Linked DNA regions of Homo sapiens: region 1 is linked to region 2. The links are chromatin contacts, found by Hi-C or POLR2A ChIA-PET in ENCODE. All regions are on one chromosome and are shown on one strand. The core of a region is the stretch at or near the end of the contact, and the rest is flanking DNA. Distances in the headings are between cores, read along the strand shown. Region 1 overlaps VCAM1 (vascular cell adhesion molecule 1). Region 2 overlaps CDC14A (cell division cycle 14A).

Region 1 (4,815 bases), core at 1,004-3,503, 270 kb before region 2:
ATTAGTATTCTTTCTAATCTGCTAAAAAATCATCTGACAGCTGCTATACTGCTTAACATCTTAACTTTATAAGAGCAGCTGAAGAAGATAGTGTGTCATTTACTGAAGACTCACTCCTGTTTATACTTTGCACAGCATCATGTGACCACACAAGTATTAAGTTTCACTAAGTGGCATATACATTGTCTCAGTCCTGGCAGAAACTAGAGATCTGACTTTGGTGATTACTACATTCTTTCCAGAGCTTTCTAATCACTGGAGGTCAACCAAGTAAAAAGAATCACGAGCATCAGATAATGTGAAGTCACTTTTTCAAATTATTGAAGAAAAACAGTTCACCCTAAGCATAATGATAATTGTCTCACTTTTTGACTTTCCCTTGCTAGAGCTGAGCTAGTCAAAGTATAAAGGTAATATTTGAATGGGATGTCCATCAACATGATTATGGATAGGCATCAATATTGATGACATGCTGAGAAACAGAAATACTATTTCTATTTCTTTTCTTTCTTTCTTTTCAATGTAATATACATTATCTTTTGCCTTTCAGTCTTCCCCACAGGCATTGGCAGAAAAATACAAATTTGCTGCCAAGGTAGTTGCCAGGGCAACCTTCAAATACAATTTTCTATTTGTCATATAAACACTGAATATCTTTTAAAAATCCTGATGATTTCTATTAATGGAATACGTTCAAGCTAAGACAAAATGAAACAAATAAAAAATCCAGCCAAATGCAAAAGAAATCTAGTTCAAAATACCCAGAAAAATATCCATTTTTTGGTCTTCATTAAAATTTAGCTAGTTTAAACTATATTCAGTTTGGGGGCATGAGTTTCTAGCTGAGCGCTTAATATTCTTTGATTGTTCATTTAAATAATGAGTAAAAAGTAGCAACTGTGTAAGTGGCTAATTTGATAAAGCAATTAGAAAATAAAGCAATGTGTGTGAGACAGAGTCAAAAAGTAGAGAAGCAGGTTTGATGTGTCTTTAAAAGGTCACAATTAATTAACAAAAGAATTACAGAAATGTTAGGGGACCAATTTCCCAGGGCTAGGCTTAATTAAAGGTGGCCCAGAGGCATTAAGGATTAAAGAAAATAGGGATGAGTAAATTCAACCTACTCATAACTGAGATTGCAATCTGTCCAGAATCATCCCCAACCTCATTGGAAGCACTGATTACATATACCCCTGAATCATTTTGAGTGACATGATACAAAGTAAATGTTCCCTTCTTTGAACACATAGTAACTTCATTGGCTAGATCAATTCTTTTCAGGATAATCACTGCAGGTGGATGACTAGAAGTTTCATATATAATCGTGATGTTTTCCCCTTCTTTAACATTTCTAGATGGATGTATAGCTATACAGCTATTCTCATGTTTTGAGGAGGTACTGTGAAGATGGAAAACATACATACGGTAAGGCTTGCCATTTTGAGAAATTTGGGTAGACGAACAAAAATTTTACCTGTTTCTGATGTAGATTCAAATTTTCTCTGCATTGACAAGTGATTGCTCACTCCAATAGCCAAGTGCCAGACCTCTTAAGACTTGGCATTTGTTTGCAGTCCTGTTTGCACTCCACCGCCAAGTATGGCCTCCATTACACAATAGCAGCTAATTGGTGTGCAAGGGGTGTGATACTGATCAGCCAAGGCTGATGTATTTTGTTTACACCAATAAGATCAGCAGATCCTACCTACTGTGCATTCACAAGAGGGCTTAGGAGATTAAGGGGCCCCTGAAGTTTCTCCAATGAGGATACTGCTCCTCTCTTTCTCTGTCCACCAGAATAGAGTAGGATGGCAAGTGGGTTGGAATTTTAATGAGGCTTTTCGATAGTCGAGAGATTTTTTTATGTTGTTCAGGATCAAGTTTACTATTCCCAATTATTATCCTGAAAAGAGTCAATCCAGAAAATTGCAGTTACTCCATGTTCAGAAAATAGTGTTTCCTTCTGGTAGAAAGGAAGAGGGTCTGGATAGAACCCTTCTTTTTCAATGTGCCAATCCTACTTCTTTAGTTTCCTTATAACCTCCCGGGAAAAGGTTTGAAAATATGGTTAAACATTTAGCAACTGCAAGACCTCAGAGACAAATGATAAATTGTAAACTGAAAAAAGCAAGCAGGAATTCCTCAGTCACGAATGATTAATGTCAACTTCCTGGCTAAACTTTATAGGATAAAGCAGCTGTGCTTGATTTTTCCAAGAATCCTTAAGAAATAAACCACAGCTCCATTTTGCCAACTCATTCATCAAATATTGGAAACTCTTAGTAATCCTTGGAACCTCTGAACTATTACCAAGAAAACAAAAACTCAAAACAAACTCACCTTGAACATCAAGTGTTAAACTTCTTAATTGTGAGCCAACTTTGTTTTTAGATTCACATTCATATACTCCCGCATCCTTCAACTGGGCCTTTCGGATGGTATAGGCGCCATCTATAGATTTTAGTACTGTGTCTCCTGTCTCCGCTTTTTTCTTCAGGATTATCCATGTTTCTGGAACATTTCCACATGTACAAGAGATGATGACAGTGTCTCCTTCTTTGACACTCTCAGAAGGAAAAGCTGTAAGTTTTATGTCTTTTGGAGTAACTGTAAAGAGAATTTAAAAGACATCCCTGATTGAGTGAAATATAAACCAACTCCATATTAATTTAGCGACATCAACAATAGCTTCCCTGGAGCTATTTGTGCTTAGCGTTTGCATTAAATGTTAAGAAGGGCAAGTAAAGAAGTCAAGCATTGCTGGATTGTTGGAAATGATCATGTTTTAACTAAGAGAGTACATGGCTTATGCTTCTTTCATGTTCCTTAATATAATTATTTACCCAGCCTAGCACAAAGAATAGGTGTTTGATATGGTTTGGCTCTGTGTCCCCATCCAGGTCTCAACTTGAATTGTAATCCTCACGTTTTGAGGGAGGAACCTGGTGAGAGGTGACTGGATCATGGGGGCTGTTTCCCCCATGCTGTTCTCATGATAGTTAATGAGTTTTTACGAGAACTTTTGGTTTTAAAGTGTGGCACTTCCTCACTCTCTCTTGCCTGCCGCCATGTTAAGGTGTGCCTTGCTTCCCTTTCTCCTCTGCCATGATTGCACATTTTGTGAGGTCTTCCCAGCCATGTGGAACTGTATTAAACCTCTTTTATAAATTACCAATCTCAAGTAGTATCTTTATAGCAGTGTGAAAATTGACAAATACAGTGTTTGATAAAGAGCTATAGAATTCAGATGTGAAATAGAAACTTAATTTTTTGTAATACTGTTTTGAAAAAATTTCCTTGAAGTACAAAGGCCTTTACAGGTTTCTGAGTTTTGAGTTGGATTCTTCAATCAAGAAGTTAAGCTGTACAGATGTGGCTTTTTCACTATCCTTAACAATACTACTGCCATTTATTAAGTTCCAAGCACTGAGCTAAGTACTTGACATATAACATCTCTATTAATGCAACAACCACTGGAGGCAGGTACCATATCACCAATTTTTAATCCCTATTAAGGTCTTCTATTTTGTAAGTTGATTTGAAATTCTTTCCCCATCCAAGGTCATGACAACCATCCAAAAGGTTTTTTTGTTTGTTTGTCTGTTTTTTAAGGATGTGTATTGTCTTTCCAATATTCTTCTTCTAAAATACAAATCTTATTGAGTTGAGATAACAAGAAAGTCACTAATATCTTAGTGGGAATAATGCCAAGGGGTAATAGACAAAATGACAACCCTGGCAAAGAAAAGAACCCTGATACCCAAAAGGGATGGGATAGAGGAAATCCACATTGATCACCTGATGATTTTGCTCATAACTCCGTATGGCTTCAACCTGCGAACTAATAATTGTCTTGTTCTCAATCTTGGGTCTCCATCCTAAAGAGAAGGGGCCTAGATCTGTTGACTTAATCTACTTTAGTGCTTCCATGCTCTCAGGCTGATGAACCAAAGGACGGAGTCATGGCTACTCATAATCTCAGAATTTGCAAAAGACTTAAGTGCCAGCTTAGGCTTCTAAGCAAATACTACTGGCCATCTTGTGAGATTGCCACTCAGAGTTCAATTCAGCCAGATATGGTAGCTTTAATCCTACATAATCCCAAATGCAGATATTCCTCTTCCTATTCTTATTTCAATACCATAACCATTGCCTCATAAGTGTAACTGGAACTTCTGACACAGGTCCTGAAGGCTTGCATTTCACTTGAGTTTAAAAGAATCTCAGGATAAGAAACTTGTAACAATTCATGAGAAAAGACAATTTCAGGAGATTTCTCCATACATTGGAAACATCATAAACTCTTCAAAACCCTCATCACACTTTTGTAGTAAAAATTTTGTTTTCAAAGACTTTACTCATAATCAGTAACATAACCAAAAACATTACTAGCAAGGATAACTCATTACTCACACTCTGCTCACCTTGGATAATTAATTCCACTTCCTTTCTGCTTCTTCCAGCCTGGTTAATTCCTTCACATAAATAAACCCCAGAATCTTCCATTTTTGTAGAAATTAAGGTGAGAGTTGCATTCTCAGAAAGAGGCTGTAGCTCCCCGTTAGGGAGCTGCCTGCTCCACAGGATTTTCGGAGCAGGAAAGCCCTGGCTCAAGCATGTCATATTCACAGAACTGCCTTCCTCCAGGATGGAGGAAGGGCTGACCAAGACGGTTGTATCTCTGGGGGCAACTGAAAAGGCAGAGACGCTTGTTAGCTTGACCTATTATGCCCTGAGTTCCAAAGAGTTTTAATAATGTTGCAAAACTGGGCTATGGATTCAGCAGACTCAAAGAGTTTGTAAACCTTGATAATT
Region 2 (4,570 bases), core at 2,071-4,570:
TAAAACTACAGTCGTGTAGTATGTAAGTTCCACTAAGAAAGAAAAAATTAAACTATGACATGCCATCAATTTTAAGATCCATTCTAACTTCAGAAATGTTAAAATATGAAAAATGTATGTCTTTAAATCAGTGTTCCTCAACCTTTTTTACATTATTGTTCCTTCCAGGAGCCTCTTTAGATATTTTATTCCTAATCAGTCCCCATGAAATTTCACTGTCACAGATAGACTGCATATCTGTTTATGTAAATCTGTGCTTTATACAAAAAAAAAAAGTTTTTCATCCCACTAAAACAACAATTTTGTGTCTACAGATGCCTGACATTTCCTTCCCATTAACCCTTCTTTTTTTTTTTTTTTTTTTGGAGACCGAGTTTTGCTGCTGTTGCCCAGGCTGGAATGCAATAGTGCGATCTCGGCTCACCACAACCTCCACCTCCCAGGTTCAAGCGATTCTCCTGCCTTAGCCTCCCGAGTAGCTGGGATTACAGGCATGCACCACCATGCCCGGCTAATTTTGTATTTTTAGTAGAGACAGGGTTTCTCCATGTTGGTCAGTCTGGTCTCGAAGTCCTGACCTCAGGTGATCTGCCCTCCTCGGCCTCCCAAAGTGCTAGGATTACAGGCGTGGGCCACCACTCCCGGCTAACCCTTCCTTTTTAAGAAGTATTCATACTCTGTTTCATTAGATGAGGTGTGTGTGTGTGTTCTGTTTTAATCTGAAGGAACCCTTGCCCCAGATCAAACATCAATGTTCTTTCGAAGAGTGAGGTTTAATTTTGGTCTCAGTGGGGCTCTCCCTTTATGATTAAGATTTCTGCGTAATTTGCCTTCTATTTCACCCAGTGCCTATCGTTGTTAATTCCCTAGATGCCTGGCAAGACTATAGGCAACCGTATAGATAAAACACAGGTGACATCCTGGAGCAGAAGCCAGAGCCCAGTGAGTTTCCAGAGTTCTTCCTTCAAGTCACCAATTTGGGTGTCTATCTGGAGAGAAAAGGGCCTTCCTTATGGAGACAACACTCTCTCTCACTGCTCCCCACTGTGCAAAGACCTGGATGGCTCCCTCACTTAGGCTCCTGTTCACACTCACAACCAAAAAGGAGGTGCAGGAAATTTTCCAATTTCTCTGAAACTAAAGCAGCTTCCCCCTTTTAAAAAAGAGTCTATAATTTTGATCTATAAAAAGAACGCACTTAGCACTCAATAGTTAGGAGCTCTTACCACAACTGAACTGAATAGGAACATTTCACTAAGTTTCTATAAAAACTTTAACAAAATTTTTTAAGCATTTGTAATTAAAGGGCTCCCTGGCACAGCATGACAAGATGTTGAAAAGTGTTCTATTTATACCAAGTCAAACACCAATTGCTTTATAGTTCCAGGCATTTTCTGAAAGCCCTATAGAACATCGATAATCACATACTGGACTATCACAACGTTGCTGTATTTTAGATTATTATTTGTGGTAGAGAATTTCAAGAATTCATAGCCATCTCTTTTATCAACCACAAAGTGAAATGCAGATATTGAAATGTAATCCCCAGCAAATTGGTTTCTAGTTTATCTCTGTATAAAATACTTTACGTTGAGGCATGACATATTCATTCCCTTTTCAGTAGCCACCAAAGTTCATTTGACATAGGATAAGATTCTTTCTCCTTCCTTCTTTTAGTTCAATTAAAAGACTGAGTGCTGCTTGAATTCCCAGAAAACTAAGCTGACTTAATTAGGGCAGATGTCAAAATAATTAATAAGCCTATAGTAGATAAGTATGCTGTGAAAAGCAATACAGCTGTAATTAAACCAAAGGTGTAATCCTTATAAAAGAATCCTACGTGTGTGTGCAAGTGGAAGAAAATGAAATAACAATCTCAAAAAGATATTACCACATGTAAATGTGACTATCCTATACAAGAACTGACTTCAATGTTAAAGGTTCTGATTTAAAATAAAAACATCTACAATACAGACTGGGTACGGTGGCTCACACCTGTAATCCCCGCACTTTGGGAGGCTGAGGCAGGTGGATGACCTGAGGTCAGGAGTTCAAGACCAGCCTGGCCAACATTCTCCTGAGGTTAGGAGTTCAAGACCAGTTCTGGCCAGCAGAACCCCATCTCTACTAAAAATATAAAAAATTAGCCAGGAGTGGTGGTGGGCACCTGTAATTCCAGATACTTGGGAGGCTGAGGCAGGAGAATTGATTGAACCTGGGAGGCAGAGGCTGCAGTGAGCTGAGATCGCACCATTGCACTCCAGCCTGGGTGACAGAGCGAGACTCTTTGTCTCAAAAAAAAAAAAAAAGAAAAGAAAAGAAAAGAAATTTGCAATATAAAATAAATACATATATTTTTTAAAAGGTAAACATTCACAGGTCAAGGATATAGAGAAAATATCTGTAATAAGAATGTTTAACACCAGAGAGTTTTCTTTGCACAAGGTCTCTCAGGTGAGAAATACTATCAAGAAACACACTGAGTTTTAATGAAAGCTTTGCAGTTCTTCTCCTTTGAATGTGTCAATCCAAGATACGGATGGCTAATCCACAGATAAACTCTACGACGTAGTAATAATAAAACTACTTGAACTAAGAAATAAGGCCAAATTAATCTCAGGAAAAAATACAATTTTTATGGCACAAAACTAAAGTTTGAAAGAGAAGATAGGATTATCTCCTGCTAAACGTTGATATAAACGTTCCCATTAGCTCTCAAGTTCTATTGCTGTTTAAAATACGTGACATGTGGGCTTTTTCTTGGACCTGGGCAATACTGAACAAAATGCAATGGAAAAGCAAACAGGGTGCAAATGAATCACATGGGGACAAGCCAACACACTGGCACCCCACTGTGGCCTGAAAGCAGCACCCACAAATGAGCCAGCAAGTGACACCTTCCTAACAGACTCCACGCCAGAGACAAGATATCCCACAAAGCCAGGGCCCATCCTGCTAGCTAATGGGGAGGGTGGGGAGGGAGAGCTCTGCCCACCCAGGAGGAGGGAGCCTGGCATGGGGAGCCCTGCTCCAAACCCAGGCCACGTGCTGCTCATTTCCATCTCTCTGGGTCTCTGGGAAACCGCAGCTTCCCATTTTTGCTCACATGTTCACAAAGTACCTCCACCTACTCAAATCTTAAACATAGAAACAAGGGCCTACAAAACGGCATTTTAATTTCTGTCAGAACCAAAGCCATACTCGTCTGAATAAGTCAGTTACAGCAGCACTAGGCACATGAAAAGAACAGCACCCTCCCCAACACCTACTAGATGATTAGCATAAAATGAGAGGGAAACCGGGTCTAGACCCAAAACCATAAGCACAGCACCACCCAGCGACACTAGGAGGAGCTGCACATGAGGAACTCGAGGCTCCAGCCCAGGGCGGCCCTAGTGATTTCTCCTCGCTGAAATCAAAGACCCAGTAAAATATCTGGAATATTTCCAGTATTATCCATACCGAAAGATCTGGAATGGAGTGGATTTTAAGCCTCCTCGAAGTCAAACAAGCTTAGAGCAAATGGCATGTCATATTTTCTGAGTAGCTGACATGGGGTTGCCAGATAAAATACAGAATGCATGTTCCCTGCAATATTTGGGACATATTTATACTTTTTGTTTTAAAAGTATTCATTGTTTATCTAACTTTCAAATTTAATTAGGCAGCCTGTATTTTTATTTGCTAAATCTGGCAATCCTAAACCTTCTATAGTCTGAACAATTCCTGCCCCAAAGTATCCACCCCCAGAGATCAGAGATTTTTGCAAAACAAACTCTTTAAGTTTATTCCATGAGGCAGCATCACATCAGCAGCATTGTAAGCTAGCGGATTGCCCCTAGCAACAGGCATGGAAGACGCTCTGCTCCATGAAGCCAAAGACTAGGAGGGGAGGGAAAAGCAGAGACTGGAATGGGGGTCCAGATAACTGGGTCATAAAACAGAACCACGACAGTGCAAGAGGATGGAGAAGAGATGGGCAATTCTGAAAAAAAACAAAGGAGAGAGGAAAACTAACAACCCTTGTCTCTTGAGAATTTTACCTGTTTAAAGGTGTTCCTGCAGCCTAAAGACACTGCTACTGTGTTTCCCCTCATTGTGGCACGTGGGCCTGGAAAGGTAAGGTCTGAAAAACTGGCATATCAAGAAAGCCACACCACCACCAATTGTCCACACCCAAGCAATCGTTTCTTTAAGAAGGGGTTATTAAAATGAGTTTGTGTCCCAGTTGTCTGAAATTTAAAACCTCATTGTTTTTCTAAGACACTAAACAGGTTTTGTTTTATGTTATTTGCTCTTCCTTGGCCCGCCCCTTCGATAAGCACAGCCACCACCACCGAGGCCTTGCACACACCTTTGCAGTGAACGGCGATGGCCCCTTCGGTGTTCTCACAGATGTTCAGGAACCTTCGCACGATGTTGTCACTGGGTGTGCTGCCATCTATGAAGAAGAGGTCATAGTGCTCGAAGCCAGCGTCTGTGAAGCGCTTTGCCTCATAAATCTTTTTGTTTAGCCTCACAACTGCAGTCACATTATGCTTTTTGAAATAAGGAAAGTAGGCTTCAGGGG

Evidence for each region. Hi-C counts contacts between places; a loop is a spot of excess contacts on that map. ChIA-PET counts read pairs that join two places held with the same protein, here RNA polymerase II (POLR2A). Pooled maps may share reads with other maps.
Region 1: a map of heart right ventricle shows a loop between it and region 2 (2.7-fold over the local background). The contact joins two enhancer-like sites. A Hi-C loop is called at or near these places in 3 of 168 maps with a recorded cell type or tissue (GM12878, IMR-90 and heart right ventricle), 1 of 37 single-sample maps with no recorded cell type and 5 of 50 pooled maps. POLR2A ChIA-PET finds 5 or more read pairs at or near these places in 2 of 52 experiments (AG04450 and naive thymus-derived CD4-positive, alpha-beta T cell).

What each region holds. Positions count from the first base shown.
Region 1 is chr1:100,732,294-100,737,108 of GRCh38, reverse strand. VCAM1 (vascular cell adhesion molecule 1) reads right to left here. Exons shown (of 9, transcript NM_001078.4): 7 at 4,425-4,691; 8 at 2,341-2,607. Among named protein-coding and RNA genes, the nearest start is that of VCAM1, 15 kb to the right of the region's middle. Within about 2 kb of position 2,253, at least 2 of the 41 ENCODE cell types and tissues checked have a DNase peak (open chromatin) inside an H3K27ac peak, as active enhancers do.
Region 2 is chr1:100,462,666-100,467,235 of GRCh38, reverse strand. CDC14A (cell division cycle 14A) reads right to left here. Exons shown (of 16, transcript NM_003672.4): 9 at 4,355-4,570. Among named protein-coding and RNA genes, the nearest start is that of GPR88, 73 kb to the left of the region's middle. RefSeq lists enhancers at 3,099-3,188, 4,467-4,570. Within about 2 kb of position 3,320, at least 6 of the 41 ENCODE cell types and tissues checked have a DNase peak (open chromatin) inside an H3K27ac peak, as active enhancers do.